Regions from separate parts of the Mus musculus genome. Here all the other regions are linked to region 2. A link is a loop called in an ENCODE intact Hi-C map of the cell type or tissue named here. Cell type or tissue: left cerebral cortex. All regions are shown on one strand.

Region 1 (4,000 bases), 1.0 Mb before region 2:
GTTTTTTATCGGTTATGCTTGGCTGAAGTGAGCCTTGCTTTCTCCTTCCATGGAGTCTCTTCATTTCATATCTTTCTGACATATTTTTGGTCCATCATCTTCCTCGTGTGCTCCAGGTCAAGACTAACCCAAAGCAGCCATCCTTATTAACGAAGCCTGCTTTGGAGGAAAGAGCAGGGAACACTGTCACTCAGAGGTCACCTGTTCTAGACAGACTTCCTTGCTCACAACGGGCAAAAGACACAGACACAAGGACACCCAAGACAATGAGCGGTTATGGTAGTCTGTCTGTCTTTCTCTCTCTCTCTCTCTCTCTCTCTCTCTCTCTCTCTCTCTCCCTCTCTCTCTCCCTCCCTCCCTCCCTCTCTCTCTCTCTTTCTTTCCTTCTTTCCTTCCTTCTTTCTTTCTTTTTTCTTTCTCTCTCTCTCTTTGTCTCTCTTTCTTTCTCTCTCTTTCTTTTTTGAATTGAATATTTTATTTATTTATATTTCAAATGTTACCCCCTTTCCTGATTTTCCCCCAGAAGCCCCCCTATCCCATCCCCTCTCTTGCTTCTATGAGGGAGTTCCTCCACCCCTCCACCCACTCCCACCTCCCTGCCTTTGCATTCCCCTACACTGGGGCATCGAGCCTTCACGGGACTAAGGGTCTCTTCTCCCACTGATGCCCGACAAGGCCATCCTCTACTGTATATGCAGCTGGAGCCATGGTTCCCTCCATGTGTACTCCTTGGTTGGTGGTTTAGTCCCTGGGAGCTCTGGTTGGTTGATATTGTTGTTCTTCCTATGGGGTTGCAAACCCCTTCAGCTTCTTGGGTCCTTTCTCTAGTTCCTTCATTGGGGACCCCATGATCAGTTCAATGGATGGCTGTGAGCATCCGCCTCTGTATTTGTCAGGCTCTGGCAGAGCCTCTCAGGAGACAGCCATATCAAGGCTCCTGTCAACAAGCACTTGTTGGCATCCACAATAGTGTCTGGGTTTGATGACTGAATATGGGATGGATCCCCAAGTAGCACAGTCCCTGGATGGCCTTTCCTTCAGTATCTGCTCCACACTTTGTCTCCATATTTGCTCCCGTGAGTATTTTGTTCCCCCTTCTAAGAAGGACCGAAGTACCCACACTTTGAACTTCCTTCTTGCGCTTCATGTGGTCTGTGAATTGTATCTTGGGTATTCCAAGCTTTTGGGCTAATAACCACTTATCAGTGAGTGCATACCATGTGTGTTCTTTTGCAATTGGGTTACCTACTCAGGATACTTTCTAGCTCCATCCATTTGTCTAAGAATTTCATGAATTCATTGTTTTTAATAGCTGAGTAGTACTTTATTGTGTAAATGTACCACATTTTCTGTATCCATTCCTTTGTTGAGTATTCCTCTGATATCTGGGTTGTTTCCAGCTTCTGGCTATTACAAATAAGGCTTCTATGAACATAGTGGAGCATGTGTCATAGCATTGTTACATGTTGGAACATCTTTTGGGTATATGCCCAGGAGTGGTATAGCTGGGTCCTCAGGTAATACTATGTCCAATTTTCTGAGGAAACCACCAAGCTAAGATAAAAAACTCAGGTGACAGCAGATGCTGGTGAGAATATGGAGAAAGAGGAACACTCCTCCATTGTTGGTGGGATTGTTAAGCTGGTACAACCACTGTGGTAGCCTTTCTCTTGCAAAAAGTGAAAGCCTCCTGGGAAGAAAAAAAAAAAAAAAAACCACAAAGCCAGAATGACCACAAGAGGGCGCCAGTGTACCTTAAACAGCCTTTCTGACCAAAAACCTCTGGCAGGTTTGCCTTGCAGTGCCAGGGAAAGACAGAATGAATACACATGGGAAAGGAGTAGGGAGGGGAAAAATCGTATTGTTACATGTAACTAGAAAGCTTACCATATTTATGCATCCAGGGCCTCTTAAATACAGAAATCACAAGCACATTAGACGATAATAGGCAGGTAAGGGATTAGATTGAAAATACCTCAAATACGGATGTGAATAGGTCAGTAGACTTTAAAACAGAATAAACCTCACTTCGAAGCAAGGTAGCTATGGAAACATTACCAAAATTATTCTGTTACTCCATGGCTGCTGTGGGTTCTGCAGCCTGGAAATGCTGTCAAGGGAGGGCAGAATATTATTTTCTTATAAATAATACAACACAGGATCCTATATGGAAAGTTGGGAGAAATTAGATTTCAGAGGTGGAGATGTTTCAACAAAAATACCCAACAGCTTTAATTTGCTTTCTGATAACTTAGCTCTGGGTTTTCAGTTGTTAGGTTTTCTTCTACGTCTGCTCTTTGCTGCAGGAAGGGAGCCAGAGAGATGTTTATCGTCAGGTCTCTGGATATGTTCTACACACTCACATGCCTGCACATTTAACATGGCTTGCAGAACTCACCCATTTTCCTAGGTATGACTCATACGAGTGAACGGTCATAGCATTTACATGTCTCATTTGCCTGTGCAAGAGTAGGGCTGGGCTGTTTATATGAGGCCGTTGGTTTCTACCACTGATTCTCAGAGACCCTGCGTTGACTACCTGGGCTCTTGAATCTCTCAGCAAATTCCGACGAGCATATAGTGACCGTGAGCTTAGCTGTTCTATGGGAACATTGAGAGCACAGGTGCAGGTGAGGGCTAATGAAATAGGTTCACCTGGGATGGATAACCCTGGAGATGTGATAAGTCCCACGATGGTAGGAGCTAGGAATTGGAGATACACATCGATGCCATTACCAAGTTATGCTCCTATTCTGGACTGACATGTGTCCCTTTTCTCCAGAGGTTAGAGGAACCTCTGTGCCCCAAAGACACAGCAATCTGGAGTCAAATACATGCTCCAGAGGTCCAGATGTTCATATGTTCAAGGTCCCAAGGTTAAGAAGTAAGGTCTACCAGCACTCCTATCCACACCCAGATATTGGGGTATCTGCAGTAACACACTGGCCACAAAAAGGAGGAAAACCATGACGGTAAGAGGGAATGGTCACACACAGAGCAGGCCATGGCTTAACTTTGTAGAGAAAGACTGAAAAGAACCAATGAGTTCAAAGCAAAGCCCAGGGCCCACTAAATATCCAGACGATGGAGCTAGTAGGGATTTGTAGAGTCAAACTTGCCCTAGGGAGGTAGAGCTTCTATTTCTCCTTCTCCAGAGAAGCAGACCACGAATCTAACTCCTCAGTGGGCATCCTGATTCGCTGAACATCTTGTTGAGATACTTGTTAATTGGATTCCAGCCCAAAGTTTAGGATTCACTAGGAGGGCCAGGAAATTTGTTAAGGAGCCCCCAAGGTCCCTTCACTCAGGCTCCATGCTTGGAGAACCACAGTTGTAGATTACTGTGAACAGTGAGCGTCAGGTATCCATACTGCAGGCAAGAGAGGGACTTAAAGTTTGTCTACAGAAGAACCATGTAAGGGGTCATTACCTTGTCTTAAAAGATTGAGATACAATTCAGGTACCATCTATATAACTTAAAAAAAATTTATGCTGGCTTGGTGTGGTGCATGCTTTTAATCCTCGTACGTGGAAGCCAGAGGTAAGTAGGTCTCTGAGCTCAAAGCCACCTTGATCTATATATTGAATTTCAGGCTAGCTAGGGCTACATAGCAAGATTCTGGCCCTCTCAAAGAAAAGATCTAACCAATACAGTGAATGGATTTGATTTGAACTTGAGTTCAGGAATACTCCACTGTGTCTGGCTTTTTACCTGGGTTCTGGGATCAAACTCAGGACATTTGCTTAGGTGGCAATGTCCTTTACTCACTGGGCCATCTCACTGGTCTTGAGCTTCCCACTGCAGAGCTGTAAGAGTTCTTAGTGTATTGTAGAGACAAGCTCCTTATTAGGACTATTACTTGCATATATTATTGTCTCCTTATCATTTCCTTCTTTAAATTTTTGGTTAGGCTTTTTTTTTTTTTTTTTTTTTTGACAGGGTTTCTCTGTGTAGTCCTGGCTGTCTTGGAACTCACTTTGCAGACCAGGCTGGCCTCGA
Region 2 (4,000 bases):
CTAGCCACACTCCATACCAGTCGAAACCCTGCACATTCCAAAAGTCACACACACACACACACACACACACACACACACACACACACACACACACACGAAGACCAGCAGCCTCGCAGGGCAGCAGGAGGTCAAGCGCAAACAAAAAGCCACCTTCAGGAAACAAGCGAGAGCTTTCTGTGCAGTAATTGCTGCTTCCTCGCTTACCCATCTCCACGGAGACTGAGCAGCGGTAGTCTTTGCCATGGCTAAGACATCTTCCCTGCTATGACCAAGAGGGGCACGGGTGTATGCCAGTGCTTACTGGAAGGGTTAGAGACGCTGGACCAATGTTGGTCTGGAGTTTCCACTGAACGAGTCCGTTTCACCTGGAACCTGCAATCCAGTGGAGCCAGCTCTCAAATGGGAACACAACAGGGGAAACAGAGAGCTGCGAACCTTCCACGAGGAATGTCCCTACGGGTGGAGTCCACCTGGCCAGAGACATCCATCGGGATGTGGGGCTTCCAGCAGGGGTGGCGTGGCGGCGGCGCCTCACCCCAGAGTTGCTCTGTTCGAGATAACTCTAACTGCTCCTTCTCTACTGAGATGCGTCCCTGGAGGTGGCGGCCGCCGCGGCTCCGCAGGGAAGGTTGGGGGCGGGGAAGGGGGCGGGAGGCGGGGAGGCGAGCAGGGATTTCCCACGGGATTCGCGGGAGCCCTGAGCGCCGGGGCTCCTGGGTGCGCCGGGTAAGGGGTCCGCTGAGCGGGTTTGGCTGGCCACCAGCGGGAGGCACAACCACGCTGAGCCAGCAGGGATGGTGTCTTGGCTCGTGGGCTCGCAGCCACGCAGTCTCTTCTAACTGCCGGATGAGTTTAAGCACCGCCAGCACTCACCCAAGCCCACCCCTGCTCCAAAGCTCAGAAGGCGAGAAAGGCGTCCGCCTCGCACTTGCTGTCCCTGGAAGATTGCAACCCGGCAGCTTCTAGGGCTGATTTCCCCCCCAGGGTGCGGTCAATGGATTTGGCCCCTCTCGTTTGGCAGTCACTTGCTGGGGTACTAGTAGGACCTTCTGTGATCCCCCAAGCAGCCTGCCTGCGGAGCCCAGAGTCCGGAAACCTCAGACTGCGAAAGGGAGACAGCAAGCTACCGCTCGCCAGCCAGCGCATCCAGGCCCGGGATAGAAAGAGCCGAAGGTGCCGACTCTAGGAGCCCAGTGGCCCGAGGTATCGCTTCCCAGACCAGCTTCGCCCAGAGCTAAGGAGCTTGCACCGCAATGCAGCGGGATCCAGGCTCTCTAAGCCGGAGATGTCCGGTGATCGTGCTGTCTGGGAGCACCAGAGCGCAGGAGCCGAAAGACTCTGCGTGCGAACGAACCTGCTGTGGGCGCCCAGGGTCGGCGCAGGGCATGCCTGTGGGTACCGCCCCATCCCGGTGCCCCATCTCTACCCAGGATCGGTGACATTCTCTCTCTCCAGCACCAGGATGCCCGGCCGAGCAGCCAAAGGAGCCCTGCAAAGCGCGCGGCACCCATGAACTGGCAGCCGGCAGCCACCAAGTTGCTCCGCGAAGGGTACGTTACCTTCCATCGCGGCCACTGCAGATGCCAGGAGGAAGAGCAGCAAGCAATCCAGGGCCATCGCCGGCCAGCGGCCCCCAGGCCGAGCCCCAGCGGAGACGCGCCGCGTCCCAGGGCGCCGCTGCGCTCCCGGCGGGTGGCTTCTCCGTGTCCTTTCGCGCTCTGGCCGGGACCGGACTCCCCGGAGCGCGGCGTGGGCGTGGGCGGGAGTGTGCGCGCGTGGGGCGGTGCGGGCGCGCGTGGATGTGGGTGTGCATGTGTGTGTGTGTGTTTATGGGAGAGGTGGGTGTGTGCGTGCGTGTGTGAGAGAGGGTGAGGGAGAGCGAGCCTGGGAGAGCGCGCGAGAGCGTGTGCGTCCTGGTGTCACATTGCGAGCTACAGCGGAGCCTACGGGAGGACAGAGCGGGCCAGACTGACGGGGGAGGGAGCGGGATCCCCCACCATCAGCTCTCTCTCCACCCCTAACACCTCCTGTCCAATCAAGGAATCAAACCTGCAAAATTCCCTCATCCAATCAGGCGCGAGCACCTCCTTACACTGGCATTGTTAGTTTAAGAAAAACTTTTGCTTGCAAGGCTGTGTGGGAGGGTTAGGAAGGCGCTAGGAGGTGATCGCGCTCCCTCTTGTGGTGATTTAGGAGAACTGCAGCCTCGCACGCTCGCTTTCCCCAAGCTGAAAAGGAGGGGCTCAGCCAAGAAGTCAACTGAGGTCCCTTATGCTTACAGACACCCCACAGCTACTCCTGACTATTCCTATGCAGAATGCCGCCACCCTATATCATTTTACTAATCAATTTTGTTTATTTTTGAGTCTTGTCTGATCTCGTTCACTCAGAATTCCTGGAACCTTAACAGTGTCTTATTCTTGGCATGCATCTGTGGAGTGAGTGAATATGGTTTCAAGACTTTATGGCCGGCTGCTCGGGGGTAGTTAGAACACCCTGTGGGCTTCCTATCATATCCTCAGCTGTATATCTCCAAAAGTCTCTTCCCAGGTGGATCTCTGAGCATCCACTGTAGGGCCTGCTGTCAGAAGACAGTCATAATGGGAAGACATGAAGAAACAGCCGAAAGTCTGACAACTTGTTGGGGTATGGGGAAGGGAGACATTGCTTTGAACCAGGCCTGGAGGTAGGTGGGAAGGACTGAGTTCTGCAACCACAGGAAAACCAGGCTCCAGAATAGAAGTGGTTTCCCACCATCAGCTCTGATGATAATGCCCCATTTTGCTGTCTGTTGATCAGGTCAGGCTGTTTCAGATCCGGCCCTGGCCTTGATGCTTGTCAGAAGCTGTGTGGCAGAAGGTCCTCACCTCCTCCCGCAAGGTTAGGGATGCTCCTGGAAGACTCATGTGGGAGGGGCTTCAGCCCCCTCCCCAAACCTTTTAAAGACATTAACATCTGGCAACTCTCCTTTGGGAATTTAGTTACATTGATTCCCCACCCTGGGTACTTACTCTGTCTTTCACAGACACTGCCTCCCTCTTCACCACCCCAGCCACACTCAGACCCCTGATTCTGACAGGTCTTTGTTTCCCAGACTTTGACACAGGCTGTTTGTGTCTTCCCCTACCATCCACCCATCCGGCCTCAGAACCTGAAAGGATGACGTCAGTGACCGCTGCTTAATCTTCCCTAATACTACCTCAGCTGCTCTTTGTCCCTCCACAGCACTGTGTCTTGAAGTCCCTTAAGTGAGGGATGCCCCTCTCTGACATGGGTGAGTACTGGGTCTTTTGCAGCTTTGGCAACACTCTCCACAGTCCAATTTCACTGCCTACCTGTCTTACTACTTCTTGCCCTTCCTCCTTCATCCCTCCAGCCTCTAAGAGAGGAATCCCCAAAGCTCTTACCTTGAAACCCCTCCCCCTCCCTGCACTGGTGACCAACTGCATCCATCCCTGTGGATGGATTATAGATAGATGATGGATGGAAAACAGACTGATGGATGGATGGATGGATGGATGGATGGATGGACAGACAAATGGATGGGTGGATGGACAGACAGATAGGTGAATGGACAGATGAATGGATGGATAAATGGGTGGATGGATGGATGGATGGATGGATGGATGGATGGATGGATGAATGATGACAAGCAGATGAATGGATGGGTGGGGTGGGTAGATGATCTCAGATGGATGTTGGGTGCATGCATGAGTGGTTTGTGGGCTCTTTCCTTCCCTCCACCCCACCAAGCACACCCAGCAAAACCCCCTCTCCTGCTTCCTCTTCTTTATGCCTTTGTCTCAGGTCTATCCATCTGTCTCAGCTCTGTGTCACCCCTCCTCCCTCTGGACAACTGAAGAATCTAACTGGCCACCCGGTTTCTGTCCTCTGTAACCCCGCTGAGTGCTGCCGCCAGCGTAATCTTTCCTAAGCTAATCTTGGTCTTATCTCTTCATAGTGTTTCAACCCAGCGGCTCCTCACTGTCTCCTGAAGAAA
Region 3 (4,000 bases), 660 kb before region 2:
CAAGGATGTATTCAGGGGACAGGAGAAATTGGATCACTCTGTGAGAGGAATGGCTAATGACACTTTCCTCCTGATGAGACTCTGTGTCCCACTCTTCATTTATGGATTCTAAAATATTTATTGGATATCTACTCTATGCCAGGCTCTACTGCTGAGGACATGCCGAACCCTTATTTAATGGTCACTGAGATTTAATTGAGGTCTGATGAGATGGATGAATGGTAAACAATATCAATAAGTTAAGTATTACCTTCACTGCATTCTTAGAGTTATTATCTTTAGGATCTATAGAGACAATCTTGAGAGCTCAGAACAGACTTAGCCCCTACCCTTCAGCTGTTCACAGAAGATTGGAGAAGGCAGACAAATAAAATACAATTAAAATGGAGTATGTTAGGAGCTGTGAGGGGGAGGTAATGTGGTTTGGGGGCCTTGAAAAGATGCAGTTAGGTTTCATGGAAAGGCACAGCTTCTTGGAGTAGTAATGTCCAAATGGAAACATGAAGACTCTCTTAGAATGGCTGAGAGGGGAGGGTTGGTGGTCACAGTGTTCTTGGAAAGACAGCAGCTCAACTTTGAAATGAGAGAGAAACCTGTGCTGAGAAGAGCCAGATGTCACCACAGTCAGTCCTTGCATTGTTTGATATGCTCACCCCTTCCATCCTCTCTTCCCTGGTTTCTCAGAATCTCAGGTTGTCGGGCTTAGCAGCAAGCATCCTTACCCAATGAGCCATCTCACTGGACCTCTCCCTTCTTTTCTCAACCTTTGTAAAATATACAACCACCAACGGAACACTAGTGGAGAGAAGATTGGCTTGAGAATCAAGACAGTCAATTTTCAAGTGTTCTGCTATGTTGTAGCATTGTGACTTTGAAGAGTTGATCCTACCTGGGCTTATTTCCTGTTCTGTGAAAGTAGAGACCAGGCAATTCCAGAGCCCACCTTGAGTTATAGAAGCTGCACAGACTCTCTGGAGCACAACTGTCCAATGGCCATTTATCATGTCTGTGTCCCAAGCTCACAGGAGGCACCTAAATCTGAGAATACTCACAAATAGTCCAAGAAGGGATTTCCCCCCTCCCCCCAAAGTCAGCAAACCAAATTCCCTAGCTAGATTCTGCTGAGTCCCAGCTTCCAAACCTCAAGCACAACCTTCTAGGCGATCGATTTCCACAGAAGCAGTCAAGCCGGTGAGTGAGAGCTTCTGGAAGGTACTTGAGAACTCGGCGGGGGGAGGGGGTGTTTCTAGCCAGTTCCTAGTGTATTATGGGCCCTCAGTTAATACTCATCGAAGTTTCATTGACATTTGATGAGATGGATGAACCATACAATATGTCAATAAAGTTAAGTATTACCCTAACCACATTCTTAAAGTTATTAAAAGTGTCAAGGGCAGGGTGATTTATTTCTTCATTCTATGGAAACATTGCAAAAACACTATGTCTAAAAAAACGCGCAGAGCTTAAATGATAATGATTTATCTTTCTGGTTCCCCTCAGCATTTAGTGTCAGAGACCATTTCTGATGCCATTGTCTCTTGAAGGTCTTTGGCCATTTGACACCATTTTTTTAAGAGCTTTGGGAGATTGCTGTCTGGACTAGAGGCTCAGAAGCTGATGTAAATTCAGTCCCTAGCCACCTCCTGTCTGCAGCTGATCTCTGGCAGCTGCCTAAGTGTGACCCTTTACATTTGATGCCATTGCCCTTGAGTAATGGGTACTTTAGTGTGTGTGCCTGTGGGGGTAGGGGAGCTGACCAAAGCTCAGACCCCGAGTGAAGAGATGAAAACCATAGCTTCCCCCCTCTGACATAGTATGTCTCTTGGGAGGTTATAAACACCAGTGACCGCTGTAGCTGGAATTATCTGCTCTGGGAATTTGTGGTCACTGTGAAATCATTTGGCATATTCAGGTATGCAGTGGGGATCCTGGGGTGACCAGCCTTGGGTTCCCAGGGTAGCTTGGCCACAGGACTCCAAGGGCATGAGAATCCTGAGCCTCAATGTGTGCCTTTCAACATCTAAGATGCACATGCCAGGGGCACAGAGCCTGTACAGATGCTATCTAGCAGCACGTTCAGAGAAAAACCTGGAAAACCCTATTTTACTGCCCAAATTAACAATGTGATTAAAAACCACGTGCAAAATGACAACAGCTGAAACAATAACCAACCTTTCAGCCTTGCAGCTTTAGGGAAGGCTAAACCCATAAGTCCCCCTCCACAGCTGCTCACAGGCGCCCCCTCTTTCAAGGAGCCTGCTTTCTGAAAGCTTCAACCAAAGGCTTTGTGTGAACCCTCCTGCCTACTTCAGCATCTGCCAGGACTCTCCACGGTCTGTTCCGTTCTTGGCCTCGAGGGGGCACCAGAGCTTGCACATAGCGAGGTGGCGGCTCGGCTCCTTGAGACAAAAGAGTTGGATTTTGGATGCCAATTTGTCTTAACATTGTATATAAGGTCTGTCTCAAGCTGAGGAGGCCATATACAGACCCGAATCGGGATGAGCATTTTTCTGGCTGTTCTGTTACTTAGCCAGGGGATGCTGGTGGTCTACAAAACAAACTGGGCTGCTTTTTGCGTGGCAACGTCCACCCTATCCAGGTGAGCGCCTGGGAGAAGGGGTCCTTAGAATAAGATCTTTTAAGGCAAGCGGCTTCTCCTCACTTCGCCCCTTGCCGTGTAGGAGCCGCCTTCAGCAATGAAACAAAAGGTCCCGGAGAACCGAGATAGGGAAGACCAGGAGAGGTAAGCAACAGGAAGAAAAGAAAGGATGCTCGCTAAGGGCAAAATCAAGGAGACAGAGAGAAGCTAATATATGGTGATTGTTTTAAGCATTGTTATGGGTTTTTGGAGTAAAACACAATTTGTAGGAAGCAAACTTCCCCAAATGTGAGTACTTAATAAAGAAGAAAACAGAAGGATTGATAATGGAAATTAGGCTAATGAATAAACAAGCTGCTTAAAAAATGGGCTCCTCTCGCAGTCCGTTATTTTTAACTTAGTGACAATTTGCATACTAGTTAATTTGCATATATTAAATACTGCTCCCCTTCTCCTTCCCACCTCCTCCACTTCAGAATAACATTTCATTACGGTGCTGCTGGGCCTGAGGACTCGTAGGCTCCAGAGAGTTTATTAATTTATCCAACACATGCTGTGTACATTTTTATCACTCGCTGCACAGTGGACCTGGTATCTTTGAAGTCATTAACAAGACAGGGGTGTTCTGCTCGAGGTATTCAAAAAGACAGCCGAGAAAAGCCAGCCTGCAAAGAAGGGGGAAAATAATGTACCAGCAGAACAGGGGAAGATCATGTTTGGCATCTGCCCTTTCTAGGAAGACAAAACTGAGCAACGGATGGTTCCCTCATCTGTATCGGGAAGCCTCCAGATTGCTTCTCTTGCTTATTTATTTTAATTTCTAGAAAAGGAATAGAACTGTTACCCACTGGGTCACAGGCACCTCCAAAGAACTAGCTACACATGGCGTTTCTCCTGGTATGGTCCATCTGGACACATGGCTCTTGGGGACCCTCCAGCCCTCCTGCTGACAAGACGGGCAGGGTAATGAAGACTCGGCACCTTCGTTATGTGTCTGATGTCACTGTCTGAGGCTACCTGGTTCATCCCTGGACTTGATGTCCTCCTCATTGCCCTATCCTGAGGCCCTTCCCATAACTGTTCCTTTCCTGGTGTCTTCTGCTGTAGTAAGAATCTTAAGCTCAGTTGCTTCTGCAGTCCGTCATGTTGTGACTCGCTCTCCCACGGAAACAGAAAGACAACCACAATTTGAGGGGTTCCTTCTAAAGTCACCAGCACTGGCCCACTGCACTAATCTCACTGCTATTTTCCATTGTCATCTTCTCAGGTTAGATATCTGTCCTGATTCTGCCAACTCCTATGCTTCAGTTGAAGAGAGACCCATGTAGTGCTTAGGGCTGGGAAGGGTTTTTTTTCCCAGATGCCAGTGAAAACTGAAATCAAGTTAAATAGTGTCTAATG
Region 4 (4,000 bases), 420 kb before region 2:
GGCAGGGCAGGATGGGGACTCAGGCTGTGATTTTCAGCTAGCCCAGTCCCAGCCCAATCCTCATCACATGGAATGCAGGGCATGAGGTATATACACTTGGATGGGTGTTCACATCAATTAGATGTGGCTGATACTTACATCTTGATTGGACATATCCCAGTAAGGTCTCTCTCCAAATGACATCACTTCCCACATGACAATCCCATAGCTCCAGACATCGCTGGCTGACGTAAACTTGCGGTAGGCGATGGCCTCTGGAGCTGTCCATCTCACAGGGATCTTCCCTCCCTAGAAGAAGGTGAAACCAAACCAAGTCAGTTCATAAAAGTAAAATGAAACAGGCACACATCTTATTCTACACCATACCCTACCTGTGCTGCCTTAGCCTGCAAATCAGGACAGCCAAGAAACTCCTTGACCCACAAGCAATAACTGTTGACAGTAGTCTACTTAGAAGAGCTATGGGGGACCAGCAAGGCCTATAGTAGCCTCATGGAGATTCCACACATGAAGGGTATGGCAATGACGAGATTTCACCATCCCAACCTGACACCCTGCATTGATTTTACCATCAGTGCTAGTAAGGTGTTGGGAAGAGAGCACTAAACCATTCTAAACTCACTAGAACCACAACCAATTGGCTACTGGAGATGCAAGCTATGGCTGTCATTGTCTCACATCAGTGTTTGCACAGATTTGGTGTTAGAGGTGTTCAAGTTGGTGTTAGAGGTGTTCAAGTTAAACAGAGGCCTTGGCACTCACAGCATGAGGTATACTTGGATGGGCATTTACATCAATTAGAGGTGACTGCTACTTACATCGTGATTGGCCATATTCCAGTATGGTTCTCTCCAAATGGCATGACTTCACATGGACATGCAATGAACACTAAGGAGCATGTTCATGGGACATATTGTCTAAGGAGCCATGGGGCATACTCTCTGGGAACTCTGAAAAGTTACACCAGCTGCACCATGGCCGCTGCTCATATACTCCATTTCTGAGGAAAGGTTTTCCTAGCTCCATGTTCTTGTCCTGCTGACAGCCATAGGCTGCACTGGTTATGAGGAGCCCTTGGCCCGTTTGTATGGTGGTCACCCCAGCTGCCCTTCAGAAGAGGCCAGGATCAGATTCGAGATCCTGTTTCCAAAGGGCTGATCTGGTTTTATTGGCTTGTTTGTTTTTGTTTTGTTTTGTTTTTGTTTTCTCCTTTCGGTCTTGAGTGCCATTTGAATGTGTCTAACTTAGTTCTCTGTTTGGCCCTTATCTGCCTTCTAGACCTGGCCCCGTTCAAGGAGGATCTGGGGTCTCCAGAAGAGCCCACCCAGTGAGGCTACAAATTGCTATCAATGTTTATGGGATAATGGAGAGGCAGACCAGGAAAAAAAACTCAAAATGTCGTTAATGAACTTGAAAAAGGAGGAGGGTGAGGACAAAGGTGAGCTGTGGGGGGCCACTAGTTTTGACACAAGTTCTGGCTTTTTCTACCTATGTGACCAGGGAAAGTAGCCAACCCTTCTGGGATGCTGTACAGCCTGAGCATCCAGTGTAGTAAGGGGCGACTGTCCATGGACATCTGATGCATGAGGTATACTTGGATGGGCACTGCCTGTGTGTTAACTACTGTTCTCACTGTGTGCTAACTACTGTTTCTGCTGTGCTCAGCTCTAGAGAGCAAGTCATTGACCAGACACACTTGAGGCTGAAGGGAAATCCAGACAGACCACAGTAGAGGGCTAAAGCAGTCCAGCTTAGCTGAGGCCAGGGATTCTGCAGAAGCGGTAAGGGTGAGAAAGCAATCAAGGAAGTTTGGCTTGTCCTGCACACACATACACTGACTTTCTGTGTTCATGTGATAAGTGTCAAAGCTGTCACCCAAACACATCACTCCTTAGGCCATGGTGAATTTCTTTTCCACCCATCATGCTAAATACCAGATCTCACCGCATAGCACTGGTCTGTGCCTGGACAGGGAATCACTCCACAATCCCTGAAACTAAAAGAACCAGACAATAGAAGCTATACCAAGGGGCATCAGACACTGCCTTCCTTCCTCCCAAGATCCATGCTTCAGCTGTAGCCAAACTTTTATATTGAACACTCTTACATTCAAATCACTGATATCTCTGGTGGAGTTCAGCAAGAATGCCTGGTACGTGTATAAATGGTTAATCTACAGGATGAGGGAGAAGCAACACTAAGCAGCAGAGTGCATTTTATCTGGCTGCCTCTCCAGGGCTGAGAGAAATAAAGGCCACCTGGCCCAGACCTCCCTCCCCCAGCGCATGCCCAACTTTCTGCAAGGAAGACAGTCCTGATTTCCCCTGCGGATTCTGGCAGGCTTCTGTGGTGGGAGATGTCCTTAGCTCAAATGCCAGAAACATGACAAATACCTGGAGGGCAGGCTTAGGCTGCCCTGCAAGGGATGCTCTGTCCTCACAATCCCCCAGAACACAGATGCACTCACTGGCTGTAGCAATATGGTAGCATGGCAGAGAAGAGAGGTGGAAATCATCTGACGAACCAGTAACTGCCAAACACAGAAATGTCAGTGGGTGGTAGCTCACTGTGTCCTTGAAGGAGAGGTTGTTGCCACATCTTGAGATAGACCAACTTCTCCAAAGGGAAAGAGCTTTCGCTTTTTCAAAATACTTGAGTTGGGTCAGGGAGATAGCTCAGTCGGTAAAATGCTTGCCTCGCAACCACGAGGACCGGGGTTTGATTCCCAGAAACAATATAAAGAAGGCCAGATATGTTGGCCTGCACTTGTAATCCCAATGCTAGACAAGGGCATATGCCTGGGGCTCATGGTCAGCCAGCCCAAACTACTTGGTGGGCTTGTGGCCAATAACAGACCCCACCTCAAAACAGTGTGGACAACTCCTGAGTTAAGGTAAGAGAGGACAGGATGGGTGTCAGTGTGTGTGTGTGTGTCAGAGAGAGAAAGAGAGAGAGAGAGAGAGAGAGAGAGAGAGAGAGAGAGAGAGAGAGAGATGCTCATGTGAGAACTTATCAGCATTAGTGTGCAAAACTAGGAGACAGAGGCGACTAGGTGGAGAAAGTCCTTAAGTAAAGGGACTTGAGGCTTGCTTATCTTTTGTGTGTGTTTGTTGCAGAGGGTGAGGGATGGAGGTGTAGTTCTGAATTTCAAAGAGCTGGTTTGGGAGTCTGGGAGTGTCCTCCTCTGCCAAGTCTGGAGCAGACCCCAGGGGCTGTCAGCAGCAGCTGTTGACTGCTCCCTCTCGCATGTAAAGTGGCCGTGCCAGCCCCGCTGGCGGGCAGCCTCAAGCCCTTCTGCCACCTTGTACTGTTGGGCCTCACTGAACATGGAGCTCGGCCTGTCATCACCACTCCCTCCATCTCAGCAGGTGGCTGGGCCTTCCAGAAGAGCCACCCTGGGCAAGGAAGTGACAACTTGTCATGGCCAGCTCTTCTTGGTTGAGAAGCCAGGGGCACACTGACCTCTGGGGGCAGAACAAAGGGAAACACAGAGTCAGGGGAGCAAGGGGTTGTGTCTTCCCACCCAAGGATTTTAAATTTCTCCTCTGTCTGTTTATTTGTTTGTTTGTTTGTTTTTGTTTTTGTACCACACAGGTGGTGGTGTCTTCTCAAGCTCAATGGTAATTACAGTGCCGGTCACGATTACTTAACTTATCTCTGGTTGTATGACAGGAAATCTATTAGGTTAGAGGATGCTGACCAGCCCCATGAGGGGACAGAACAGGAAGTTGATGACATTGCAGCAGGCAAGGCATTCACAAGCCAGGTAGGTCTTGCTGCTAGAAGAGGAAATCTGGACCTGAAGCTAAGGCCAGTCCATCCACATGTCTGCAAAGTGTCGTAAGGGTCCCTTACTTTCCAATGTAGGTATTAAGAAAGGGCACAGAGAAACAGTGACTTTCTCTGCTGGGTGTTAGGTAACATAAAAGAGAATTCTTAGCATGCTGAAGAATACGGAGGTTCAGTAGGAAGGAATCAACATCCTTGTGGACAGAGAAAG
Region 5 (4,000 bases), 350 kb before region 2:
CTGGAAGTGTTTCTCCGAGATCTCGAAATCTGAAGAGTAGAAATCCTCCCCAATCTACACCAACTGGCCCTAGCTTAGACAGTTATTATGAAGTGCTGGAGAGATGTAAACATTTCATCATTGAGACAGCTGAGGGCAGATGTGGCCGCTCCTCCCATGGTTTCCCTACATGTGCGGACACCAGGAGTGAAGCGTGCTACAAGACAGTAAACAAGAGAGAATGATGGATGGGAATAGATTGAGATGGGGATGGAGATGAACGTGGCAAAGGCTCTGGGAGCGTCCTTAGTTCTCTGGTCTGAGCTCTCTATTAATGAGCTGTTGGGGGGAAGGCAGAACCTTACTGATTCTATCCACAAAACTGACATTGAAAAGTGTCCCCAGCACAGACTGAGAGCCTTGTTGGGCAGGAGACCCACAGGGGAGCTGCCAGAGGTTGCAAGACTACCACTAATGGGGCAGCCACTTGCCTTATAAATAAAGTGCTATTACACACAGCCACACCCATCTCCTGATATACTGCCTGTAGTTCTAACGACTCTTGGTTCTAATGAAGGGAATTGGGACTTCCGTGAGGAGAGGAGGTGGTACAAGACGGGGGAATGGGGAACTTAGTTCCTTTGGACTGAATTCAAGACATCTACTGGGCTGGATTCCATTTATGTTGGTAAAGCAGACATGAAGATCTTTCATTTTGCTTATGCGTCTTTGAATTTAATATTAAAACCCAGTATCTTATTTCAGGAGTTGCTCTGCTGCAGAGACCCTGAGCAGAGATGGTGATTTCATACAATTCCAGAAATTTCCAGCTTTAAAACATAATAAAAATGTCTGTAATTTGGTTCTGTGACTCCCTATATGCGACCTGTGTGGTCAGGCCTGTCCTTTTTTTTTTTTTTTTTTTTTAGCCTTTATGTGATTTAGTTCCATCATCTATAACTGATTATAAGTGGCTTATGAGTGTATTTCTTTCAAGGATCAGAACTAATATATCTGTGTGTATTTGGAACGTAATAGGCACTCAATATATGATGAATTACCATTTTGGTTATTATTTCAAAATGCTCTCGTGGCTAATGTCTTTTTCTTTAGTCAGATTGGAAGTGGTCAAGGCAATATAATGGATTTCACAGGGGAGCACTTTGTAAGCTACAGAGAGGTCTACTCTCATATGCTCAGGAGTGGCCAGTGACTAGGCAAAGAATCCTGTCTTCCCAAGAAAAGCATCCCATCTTCTCCAGGAAGGACAATAATATGCTCCACTGAGGTGTGCAAGCTGCCTCGGGCATTGAGTGCTATGTGTACGTGTGTGTTCATAATTAGTATGAATTAATGGGAAGCAAGGGGGTGGCCTAAAAGGGGAGACTAATGTCCTTCATAGCCCAAGATGCTAAGGTTAATTACCATGCTGCAAGGCAGGAGGTTTGGATGGCAATGCAAAGACAGTGGCAGAGGATGAGCTGAGCTGGGGAGCGGGAAGCCAAGGCACATGGCATGAGCCACATGACTGTGGTGCCAGGTTATGTCAAACACATGACCTCATCACAGCTGCCCACTGACGTGACTGCCTTAGCCACTGTAGGTGAAGCAGAGGCAGAGCAGATGGTACCAAGACACTCAGCCCCTTGCCAACACTGCCACCTGCTGCAGGGTAAAAGAGCTGTCCTCACATGATTGACCTACACAAGTATTTTTGTTTACTTTTATTATTATTATTATTATTATTATTATTATTATTATTATTATTCTTTGTCTGAAGCAATTCTATTAATACTGAAGTATAGAAGGAAGCTTAAATCTTATTGAGTAAGTCCAGACACCAAATTGGCATACTTTATGAAAATTCTTGCTCCCAGATATAATTCAGTAGTGCTGCAAGGTCCCAGTGTGGTAAAAGGGATTGAGTAGACCCTAGTGAATGACTCGGTACATTGCCTAGTACATTGCTAACTGTAACTTGGTGGGACATATATGTCAACTTTGGTACAAGGTGAGATCAATGGCTCCAAACAGCTTGGTAGATCGACCCTTAACCTTATTAACTTCCCAAATTATTTTTTATACAAATAGATCGCTAACTTGGCTGTGAAGTGGGCATAATGGTGTGCTGGTAAGTTTTATGTCAACTTGACACAAGGTAAAGCCATCTGAAAGGAGGGGTCCTCAATTGAGCAAATGCCTCCCATAAGATCCAGCTGTAGGACATTTTCTGAATTAGTGATTGATGGGGAAGGACCCAGATTATTGTGGGTGGTGCCATTCCTGGGCTGGTGGTCCTGGATTCTATAAGAAAGCAGACTGAGTAGGACACAAGGAGCGAGCCAGTAAGCAGCATTTCTCCATGGCCTCTGCATCAGCTTCTGCTTCTAGGTTTCAGCCCTGCTTGAGTTCCTGGCCTGACTTCCTCCAGTGGTGGACTATGGTGTGGAAGTGTAAGCCAAATAAACCCTTTCCTCCCCAACTTGTTTTTGATCACGGTGTTTCGTGTTTCAGTGGTGATAACCCTAACTAACTAAGGGTTAAAATTACCCCTAATCTGTTGAGTTTTCTGCATCAACTGTCTACAGAGGCCAGGATCCTCTAGACAGACTGGGATGTTACCTTATTCCCCTCAACGGCAGGCACTGTCATAATGCCGAGGGGTCGCACCTCCCCTCGGGCAAGACTGATGACCTGTCTGCACCTCTCCTTTCAGGAATGTAAAACTGCTACCATTTCGCCAATGTGCAAGCTGTGCGCTACAATGATTAAGTCACAGGACCACAGCAGCTTGGCCGGGCGCTGGAAATCGGGGCTTTGTTTCTAATGCACTGCTGCTTGGCCATTTCTCTGGCCTCTCTGCGGGGCTGTTGATCTTTATGATTCTCTCCAGCCCATACACCCAGCAGAGGTACCTTTGCCCAGGTAAAGGATTTTACATTGTGTACATCCCAGCAACCCACATAAGCATCTTTGACCCATCCCCTCTCCTAATTCTAAATTAGGAATTATCTTCTGGCCGAGGTCACAGGATTTTTATTCCACGCAGAGATGTGGCTTTCTCACAGGCGTTTTAGCCACAGAGCTGCACTTGCTCTCTTCCTCCACTCCAACATCCATTACCCACCAAGATCTCCTCCTCAGCTGATGATGCCCACATCACTCTAGGGTGTCTCTCTAAAACTCATCCACATCCTATCCAACTTAGACATCCTGTTAGCTCTACCTGCAGTGTGCACCGTAGATACGGGAGCCAGCTAATTTCAACGGCTCGTAGTTGATGCTCCAATTCAAGTATCTATCTTCCTGACAGGTGATTATGGATCAAGCAGGACTATTTACAGCCTGAATGATGTTCAGTATATAAGTCCCATCCTGTCTCTCTTCTGCTCTTAGACCTGCAGTGGCTTCCTGCCTCACTCAGTAGTAAAGCTTGATGCATTACAGCTCAACCCATGAACTTCCCCTGGTTATGAGCGCTCTCACACCGGTACTATTCCCCTGCTGCCCACCCCAATCCAGGTGTTCTCATCTGCTTCCTGCTCCTGTGCAGGAACGACTGCAGCTGCAACGGCTTAGCAGGATCTACCGTTCTCTCCTCGCTGAGATAACGTCTTCATAACTTTACTTGGTTCAGATACATAAAGAGATCTCTTCTCCAAGTGGCTGACTACGACCATGTTCTTTAAGTCTGTGACTTAGCCCTGCCTGGCTTTTATGAATCCGTTTATCTCTTCTGTTTTTGTTTTCTTTTAATTTGTAAGAGTTTCTTCTTTTTTTTTGTGCCTCTCTCTCTGTTTATATATGATAGGGGAGGTGTTTACGTGCCACTACACATGTGTGGGGGTCAGAGAACACACTTGTGGCAGTTGGCTCTTTCTTCTGACCTTTATTTGGTTTTGAGATATCAAAGGTCATCAGGTTTGCTAACAAAACACCTTTGCCTTCTGAGGGTCTTGCCGGCTGCTCTATATTTTTATGCTACTATTTTAAACATTATAATCATTTCCATAATCTGTAT
Region 6 (4,000 bases), 82 kb before region 2:
CCGAATTAGCTTGACACTGATTGCAGTCTTGGATACATCCCAAAGAATATTGTTGGACATCTCCCCGTTATCATTTCATTCCATGAATTCTTTGTTTAGTTTTTGCAATAAAGCTTTATTAACCCTCCATGAACCCTCATTTCCATTTGCTCAGCCATCTCTGATTAGAAACCGTGCCAAGCCATGGTCCAATGTGGCAGCAGTCACTCACACATTTTCTCCCGCTGCCTGCCAAGCCGAACTCTCTTTACAAAGTCAGAATTCAACAAACTCAAAGTAAGAGCCATGTTGTGCTGAGAGACTGGCTGTCTTTGCAAGTTATTTCCTACTTTCAATAATACATTTGTTTGCCACACTGGTGAGGATGTCAGCTGAAACAAGCTGGGCAGCTTTGCTGAAGGACATGGGCCAGTCAAGAGCTCTTTGACCAGAACCCTTTTCTCTCATAGGTTTTACCTTTTTATAATGAAGGTCCCTTCAGAACAGAGACTTTCCTGACCCATCTCCGCATATAATTAAGCATTGGTCTTTGCTCATGGATCAGCCTGAGCCCAGGTGGGATGCCAGTAAAGCTCCTCTCTAATAAGGTTCAGCTCCTCTGGCATCAGCCTAGACTCCTGTACTGGTTGCTTTTCTCGTGGCTGTGACAAAAGCCCCTGATGCAAGCAGTCCACAATCCATTGGATGGTCTTCCCACACTCAACTAGACTTCTCTGTAAACAACTCCCCCCCCCAACAGAAAAAAATCCCCCAAAGTGTGTTTCCTCGGGGATTGCAAATCCAGTCTCATGACAGTGAAGTTAAGCATCACGGTACCTTTGGATCACGTGGTTCCAAGGATGACTTCTGGGTAAATTCTCATGTTGGCTAGTCTCCTGACTCTGTGTGCATACATGTTTCATGCCCATCCCACCACACATATATCTCCTATTGCATTCTGCTCCATAGATCCTGTACACTCCGTGGTATATTCACACACATCTTCCTCTCCCACTGAGCCTTTGGCTCTACTGCCATGCTGGGAGATGACCCTTCCTGATTTTGCAACATCAGTACAAAGGCTGGGGAGTCATTACTTACAGAAGATTTTACCACTGGTAGGAAGGCTTGGCTACCCAGAATCCCCCACTAGAACAGGGGCTCAATGATCTTGACCAAGGGTCCTCCATTATCCTTGATCTTCCAGGATGAGTGGAAGTGGCACTGCTTCCCCTGAGAAGCATGGTTCACTTTAACTGCATTCAGGTCCTAGAATACTTGGCCATGTAATTTGCATACCACACCTTTCTCTCACAGTGTACCATCAATCCCTTCCTCTTGAAAGGAGGATCCAGAAGCCAACTCCAGGCTCTCTAGCTTCCTGAAAGCACCGCTGATTCTTATCCGCATCCATCTAGTCAATCCTAGACAGGCTGCAGACCCTCAACACAGTTCTCTGCAGCCAATGCAACCCATTCATGGAAGCCTCGCTCAGTCTGAGCATTGGCCGGCTGCTCCAAAAGTAGCCTTGAAGATGGATCCTGGCCCTGTAACTTGTCCTATCCCCATGTCTCTGGCTTCAGTGCCATGCCTTTTAGAACTAGCCAGGGTTATCGCTGGGCTTTATGGGCATAATAACCATCTCAAGGAAGGGGGCTCTTTGTGGAAGAACACAAGTCACCACTATCAAGCCATGCTACAGAACATCTCAGCCTAGTGACAAGGGGCCTGCATGCAGGAAGCAAGTCCCGCCTGGGGACAGAATCTGGCGCGTGCCCTCTGCAGGGGGTGAGGGGCATGCCGGTTCTGATGCCATCCTACTACAGTTCCCAGATGCTCTGAAGGCATCAGAAGTATCAGGATTGGAGGAACACTGTGCCACAAAAGGGTGCTGGGGAGAAGCTCGTGTCCCTCTCGCCCCCTTTCTCATGCTCTGGTTACCTCAAGGTAGAGAGGTTTAGATTCGAGTGTGGAGTTTCTCTAACATCTCTTTAAAAAGACTTAGCTGATTTTAGGTTTAACTGAAACTTACTATTTTCATCTTTGTCTCAGCTCAAAACTTGTCCTCTACCACACGCTTCTGGTTGTCTGTACACTACTGTGACAAACTCTGCTTTTACGATGAAACACATTTTAAAATATCAAAACGAATGAACGTTAGTACAGACAGTAAAGCCATGTGGCAAAAATCCGTCCAAGGGGTTGGCATGCAAAGCATGGTAGCTCAGAAAATACTGGGTTCTGTGACCTGAAGGCCCCTTTGGTTCTAAGCATTTGGATTCTTGATGAGAAAACTGCTTGTCACTATAATTAAAGCTGTAACCAACAGACCAACTCTCCCCACCCCACCAGCTCCATAGAAGCCAGGGGAAGCCAAAGTAGAAGGACTTCCTCCCAGGAGGAAGCAGGCAGACTCACCCAGTGCTCAAGATGAAGCTTGCCTCCCTCCAGCAGGGAGTCAGGCACGCAGCCAGCCTCAGAGCCCAGTTCTTTTCAGCCACACAGTAAGAGGCACCATGTATTCCTAGGGCTTAGCTCTTTAAAAGCTTTAGCACACCCTTGCCATCTCCCCTCGCCCAACAACCTGCTCCTCTATTAAGGGAGGGGAAAATTTTAAGTTGAAAAAAGGCAATTGGATTGTTCAGATTTTTTTAAAAATAATGAGCCATTGTCATAAGAAATTTATTTTTTTAAATAATCAGAAGAGTTGCTTCATCTATATCCTACTGAAATCCCAGTGAAGACTGGGTCCAAGGAGTTCTCCAAGGAAGTTCCAGACTGGCCACACAAAACTGAAACCACATTCATCCGGAGTGAACTTGGGCATGGAGCACCTGCCACTGTCTGGCAAAGGGCAGACTCAACGAGGGAGCAGTTGCCCCTGTTCTGGGGCTGCAGAGAATCCTCTCCAACTTCACCTGGAAGCCAGACGGACAGCACTGTTCATGGTGAGGGTCCAGGGAGACTCCTATTGTGGGGCAATGGGCTATGCACAGACAGCTGGGTCTCCAGTCTTCACACTGAAGTGTGGAACCCCGGTGAAACCCAGTGGTGATAATTTTCATCTACATGGGACAGAAGGCGTTCCCTCGTGTCTCCTGGACCCCAGGCTCCTGTCGAAGTTACCGCCCCCACAGCCCCCACAGGAGAGTCTCATAGCTAGTAGTCACATACACAATGTCCCAAGCTTCTGGCCTTCTGGCTAGACTCTTCCACACAGTTACCTAGCAACAGCAAGATAACAATCCCACTATAAGAGGGGCTGTTTAAGCTTTTACTTTTCTTACTCTCGCCCTCTTATACTCTTTCTTAGTCTCTAAGCTTTTACCTCTCTCTCTTTAAGCTTTCTTACTCTCTAGCCTTTCTTCTCTCTCCTTTTCCCCCTTTACTCCTCTTGGCCATGGCCGGTCTCTCTCTCTCTCTCTCTCTCTCTCTCTCTCTCTCTCTCTCTCTCTCTCTTCTACCTTTTCTCTTTCCCCCTGCCTTTCTACAATAAAGCTCTAAAACCATAGACTGACTCTCACCTTCATGGGAACCTCTCTCTCTGCCCTCTTCCCAAGAGTGTCGCCCTGGGGCCCCTATTCTGATCTCAGCTCCTCTGCCATATCCAGCGTGGGATGCCGGAGACTTGAGAACCTGGTACAGGGAAACTGCTCTTGTCTACCCCTCTGCCGTGTGGGGTCAGTGGCTTCACACAGGCCAAATGCCCACTCGGGGCTTCGTGGAAAGCATCCGGCAGTCCTCCTGTGTCTGCCTGCCCAGAGCTCAGGAACTCTGGCCGGATGCTGGCTCTCTCCCTCCCCCCTCTTCCCCTACATCCTATGGCAGAAGTTTAAAACCAGCACAGCATGTCTCCTCTGACCCTGCCTGGGTACATGATGCAGATAAGCCTGGCATAGCTGCTCCAGGTAACAAGGCTACACCATGGACATGAAAAGCTACTTGTAACAGCACAGCCCTCATCTTGCTACTTGAAGCCATCCTCATCTTTCCCACAGAGAAGAGCACATGTAAGTGGCTG
Region 7 (4,000 bases), 320 kb before region 2:
AACTCTCAGCATCTAGCTACAACTCGGAACCAGACATAAAGATTTCTGAAACCCAGTGTTTGTGTGGCCTACCTAGCATGGAGATCAAATTATTCCAGCTAACCAACAGTGGAATATCCCATCCAACATGGTCGCTGAAGAGCTACTGAAACTAGAAACCGAAGTGCTCTCTGGAATTGGCATGTTTTTATATCCTAAGTCTCAAGCAGGGACCAAGAACCCAGTTGAGGGGCTCAGACCCTCAAGTTACAGTAGAATCACCAATCAACTTTTGGCTTTCCTGGGCCTCTCAGACTGGTCTTAGCGGGTGATGTGGACTCCTAAATGCTCCATGAGGACATGGATCTTTGCCTGTTTACTTTCCTGCTATGTCTATGACTGACAGAAGGTATTTGTCAGTGCATTTGCTGAGGAAGGGAATGAAGGAGAATGGGTAAGCACATGGGTGTGTACTGAGCCAACACCACATAACTGTCACAGAGAGTGTGTTAAGTGGTTGTATTTCCAAAGGTCAAGTGTTCAAATAGACCAACCAGGCCCCTTGTACAGGCAGCTGAATCTCCTTCTGTCCTTTGGGTCACAGCATTATCCTAAGCATCAATTCCCTAAGTCCTTTTAGGAGCAAGAGTAGAGGAAGGTACCTGGTCATCTGGCTGATCTGGACTTCCAAGTCACATCCAGTTGCCCCCTCCCCCAGCCTAACACATGTATGAATTGCTATCTGTGGCTACTAAAGCTCTCTAGAGTACCGTGCCTGGTATTCTGTGGCTCTTTTCCAAAGAAGCTGGTAGTAGGTAAGAAAGCCTAGTTTTCCTCAGAGCTCTCCATGCTGAGGAAAACCCCAAAGCTGCTGAGGATGGATACCCACGACCTGGGTCAACAGCAGTGCTGCCTGCTGACCTCGCCCCCACTGACAGCATGCCAGTGCCTGCAAATGGCCTTTCTGAGGTCAACATCTTTCTCAGGCCACCTGCAAGTTTCTTCTCAATGGCACGACTTAAGAAACACTCCAAACCTTCCTGGAGTCAGCAACCGAAAAACCAGCAATAAAGTGAACTATGAAATTGAATTAAGAACAGAGAAAATTTCATTTCTGTTAAGTTTAAAAAAAAACTTTTCTTTATTTACTTCTTTCAAGGTTTTCTTTAAAGTCATTCCAGTGTTGTTAGAGCCCTGACTCAATCTTTTCTCTACTCTGGAGCAATTCTCATCCACTCTTTTCCAATGAGACCAGCCTTTAAAAATGAACCGGTTCCAGCATATGGGATCTTAGCGCTCTACATTTTCACAGGCAGCGTGTAATATTGTTTTAATATTTAATTTTGAGATTTACATAATATCTTTCCTCCAAAGAGCTCAATATATTGCAATATCATAAATTCCTTTTCATATTCAAAGATTATTCTTTATGCATGCAAATACTATATTTAACCAAGGAATAATGCAAATTAGGTGATGGATTCAGAGGCATTGATGTTCTAGGTAATTCTTTTGTAGGAAAAGCGGTGCTTCTGAGTGATTTTAATTGCCCAAGAACTTCAAAAATTCCTCGAAAATGGACAAACTAGAGGGGCTTATGACTGTTAACAGAAACAGCACAGTTTTTTTTTTTTTACACAACTCTAAATAATAGATTATGTCTGTGTTGTGGACATGACGGATGGAATTTCACATGCAGGGTCTCAGCAGACCATACATGAATTGTGTGCAATAGAAATGTCACCTGTAAGTCTAGCTGATAGAATCATCTGAGGAGGGGAGGCAGTGGCTCTTCTCCACGTGCAGAGTTGTATAAAAAGGCAGAGGGCGCTCCTGAGAGGCAGGTCTATCCTGAGCTGGGTACTGGGCACTGACGACTGCCCCTCCCTCGTTATGAGTTCATTGTTGCAGACTGGGCCCCTTCCTTTCTGATGCTTATTCCAGTCAAGGCACCATGGGCAAATGGATACAGATAGCATCAATCCCAAACAAAGTGACTCAGAAGCCTCAGAAGGAAACATGTGAGGAAGGGAAGTCCAGCAATGTGATCAGGACATATTCCCAGAAATGATGCCAATCTCCCAGCCCATAGTGGGATTGAGAGTGCGTTTCTGTCTTCTGTCTCATGTGCTTGTCACTGTGGCGCTAAGGAAGCAGGTTATCCTGGTTTTCATTTCACAGGTGAGAACTGAGGGGTGTTGACAGTTAAATGAATTTGCATGAATCATGTGAGGAGCACAGAGGGAACCCAGCCCAGGATCCCCCTCCATGAACCCAGAAGGTGAGGAAGATGCTTGCCGCAAGTGAAATGAGAATCAACAACACAGCTCGTGTTAAGGCTTGGGTAAATCAGCTCTGTCTTCCGAATGAGAGGATACCAGCCATAGCCAGAAGGCCAAATCCAGAACTGGATTTGCTTTCTAATCAGCTGTCAACATTTTAGATCCATATTTGGGGCTTATAAGATTATACAGGGATGGGAAAGTCAACACTTGAAGGAATAAGGTGGTGGCTTTATCTACGTCCTGCAGTTCCCTGAAGTCTCTACCAGTCCCTACTGCCCTTCACCTACCCCAACTGGTTTCTCTTTTCTATTCTCTGGCCTTCAGGCTTGCTTGTTTCCTCAAGCTTGGATAATCTCAGGCCTTGGTGAGAGTCATCCCCCTACTCCTAAGATTCTGCACCTCCTTTCCCTGAATCTGATGATCTGGCTATAGCCAGCAGAAGGAGACGTGAAGTTTATCAATCACTTAATTTTCGAGGACAGACAGTTGATCCAACCATCGGAATAATCTGAGGCCAGGGGCCACAAAGTGACTGAGGGGGGTTGTGGTGATAACAGCCTCACTGCAAATTGCTTGGCCATGAGAACAGAGAGAGTTTTTCCTGACCCAGTATACTTTAAAGTCACAGCAGCTGTATTCAGTGAGAGGGTACATCCCTCCAGACTTGACGTAAATCTGAGCTTGCATAATTCATGACCAACCCTGGCCAAGATGATGGACATTTTTTTGACAGCTAAAGTGGCCCAGCTACATGGCAATAGCTTAGAGAGAGTTTATAGGTTATATGTCCCACCATAATGTGATTTTTGATAGGTTTGATGATAAAATGGTCACAAACCTGAGTTTGAAATTCCTGGACATTATTTTCTGGTGAATAGATGTTGAGAAAATTCAAAAAACACTCCAAACCTAGTTTCTTCATCTGAGCCACACTTCTGCAGAGAGCTTGCTAAAGGTGGACACACCTGAGGTGCTCAGAGGTAGCACCTCATATTTGCCCCTGACTGCATCCTGGGTGACAGTCATCTCACAATATTAGTCAAGGGAAGCAAGGTCCTGGAATGTCATGATTAGGGTTGTAATGGAAGACAAAGACTGACTTATGGTTGGCCCTGTGTCTAAGTGAAGAAATATGGTCCCTACGCTCAATGGTACATAGGGTGATTACATAATTTCATTCCTTGGGAACCACAAAAGTCTACTGTTATGAACTATTAAATGGTAAGACCAGAGGAACTATCATAGGATGTAGGAAGGTTGAAACTGGAGGTAAGGGTGTGGTATGTCTCTATATACCTTTCTATCTTAAATTCTCCAAATCCCTACAACCCTCTGCTTCCTTATCTGAAATATGGGTAATTATTGGGTAATTATGAGGATTAAATGAAGCTATACATTCCTTAGTTCTTCGTGAATGTGAAAAAAAATACACACGTGGGGTGTCCATGGTAATGTTTACTCTGTTTCTCCATGAAGACCCAGCCTATAGTATGAAAAGAGTCCATAGTTCAAGGAGAGGTGGTTTAGGAAATACTTACAGGTTCACTGATTTCATGACTTCTCTTGGTCAGAGTTGGCCTGTCATCTGCTTAGGACAGTGGTGACCACACACATTTATATGAATCACACTGTGAAGTTAGGAGAGGAAGGCTGACCTTGCCAGTCTCCAACACTGCACGAACTCAATTGTGTCCTGAGAAAGTCTCACCATGGCCTTTGGATACACCCCAGTCTTC

What was found. Hi-C counts contacts between places; a loop is a spot of excess contacts. Peaks named below come from ENCODE experiments on the same cell type or tissue, not always from the same donor. Only the 100,000 strongest peaks of a DNase experiment are listed, where the experiment ranks them.
Region 1: it touches region 2 in a loop (8-fold over the local background); 23 of 42 quality-filtered maps call a loop at or near these places.
Region 3: it touches region 2 in a loop (8-fold over the local background); 27 of 42 quality-filtered maps call a loop at or near these places.
Region 4: a loop joins it to region 2, with 2.2 times the contacts of the local background. A loop is called at or near these places in 9 of 42 quality-filtered maps.
Region 5: a loop joins it to region 2, with 2.4 times the contacts of the local background. A loop is called at or near these places in 4 of 42 quality-filtered maps.
Region 6: it touches region 2 in a loop (2.2-fold over the local background); 12 of 42 quality-filtered maps call a loop at or near these places.
Region 7: it touches region 2 in a loop (2.3-fold over the local background); 7 of 42 quality-filtered maps call a loop at or near these places.

Annotation. Positions count from the first base shown.
Region 1 is chr9:101,312,451-101,316,450 of GRCm38, forward strand. No RefSeq gene overlaps it. Among named protein-coding and RNA genes, the nearest start is that of Gm28979, 28 kb to the right of the region's middle. In left cerebral cortex, a CTCF peak has its summit at 1,750 (motif pointing right); a DNase peak (open chromatin) is centred at 1,773.
Region 2 is chr9:102,352,723-102,356,722 of GRCm38, forward strand. It overlaps Ephb1 (Eph receptor B1), which reads right to left and starts at 1,971. Exons shown (of 16, transcript NM_173447.3): 1 at 1,560-1,971. The coding sequence starts at 1,617. In left cerebral cortex, a CTCF peak has its summit at 2,190 (motif pointing left); DNase peaks (open chromatin) are centred at 260, 449, 539, 902 and 4 more places; H3K4me3 peaks cover 2,049 bases; H3K27ac peaks cover 1,644 bases.
Region 3 is chr9:101,688,004-101,692,003 of GRCm38, forward strand. No RefSeq gene overlaps it. Among named protein-coding and RNA genes, the nearest start is that of Gm31326, 290 kb to the right of the region's middle. In left cerebral cortex, a CTCF peak has its summit at 2,350 (motif pointing right); a DNase peak (open chromatin) is centred at 2,345; H3K4me3 peaks cover 399 bases.
Region 4 is chr9:101,935,931-101,939,930 of GRCm38, forward strand. Ephb1 (Eph receptor B1) reads right to left here. Exons shown (of 16, transcript NM_173447.3): 13 at 139-288. Among named protein-coding and RNA genes, the nearest start is that of Gm31326, 46 kb to the right of the region's middle. In left cerebral cortex, no CTCF peak of the experiment used is centred here; a DNase peak (open chromatin) is centred at 2,485.
Region 5 is chr9:102,005,171-102,009,170 of GRCm38, forward strand. All of the region lies in intron 6 of Ephb1 (Eph receptor B1), which reads right to left. Among named protein-coding and RNA genes, the nearest start is that of Gm31326, 23 kb to the left of the region's middle. In left cerebral cortex, a CTCF peak has its summit at 1,644 (motif pointing left); a DNase peak (open chromatin) is centred at 1,600.
Region 6 is chr9:102,270,505-102,274,504 of GRCm38, forward strand. All of the region lies in intron 1 of Ephb1 (Eph receptor B1), which reads right to left. Among named protein-coding and RNA genes, the nearest start is that of Mir7243, 32 kb to the right of the region's middle. In left cerebral cortex, no CTCF peak of the experiment used is centred here; a DNase peak (open chromatin) is centred at 2,410.
Region 7 is chr9:102,034,534-102,038,533 of GRCm38, forward strand. The region is part of intron 5 of Ephb1 (Eph receptor B1); the gene reads right to left. Among named protein-coding and RNA genes, the nearest start is that of Gm31326, 52 kb to the left of the region's middle. In left cerebral cortex, a CTCF peak has its summit at 1,780; no DNase peak of the experiment used is centred here.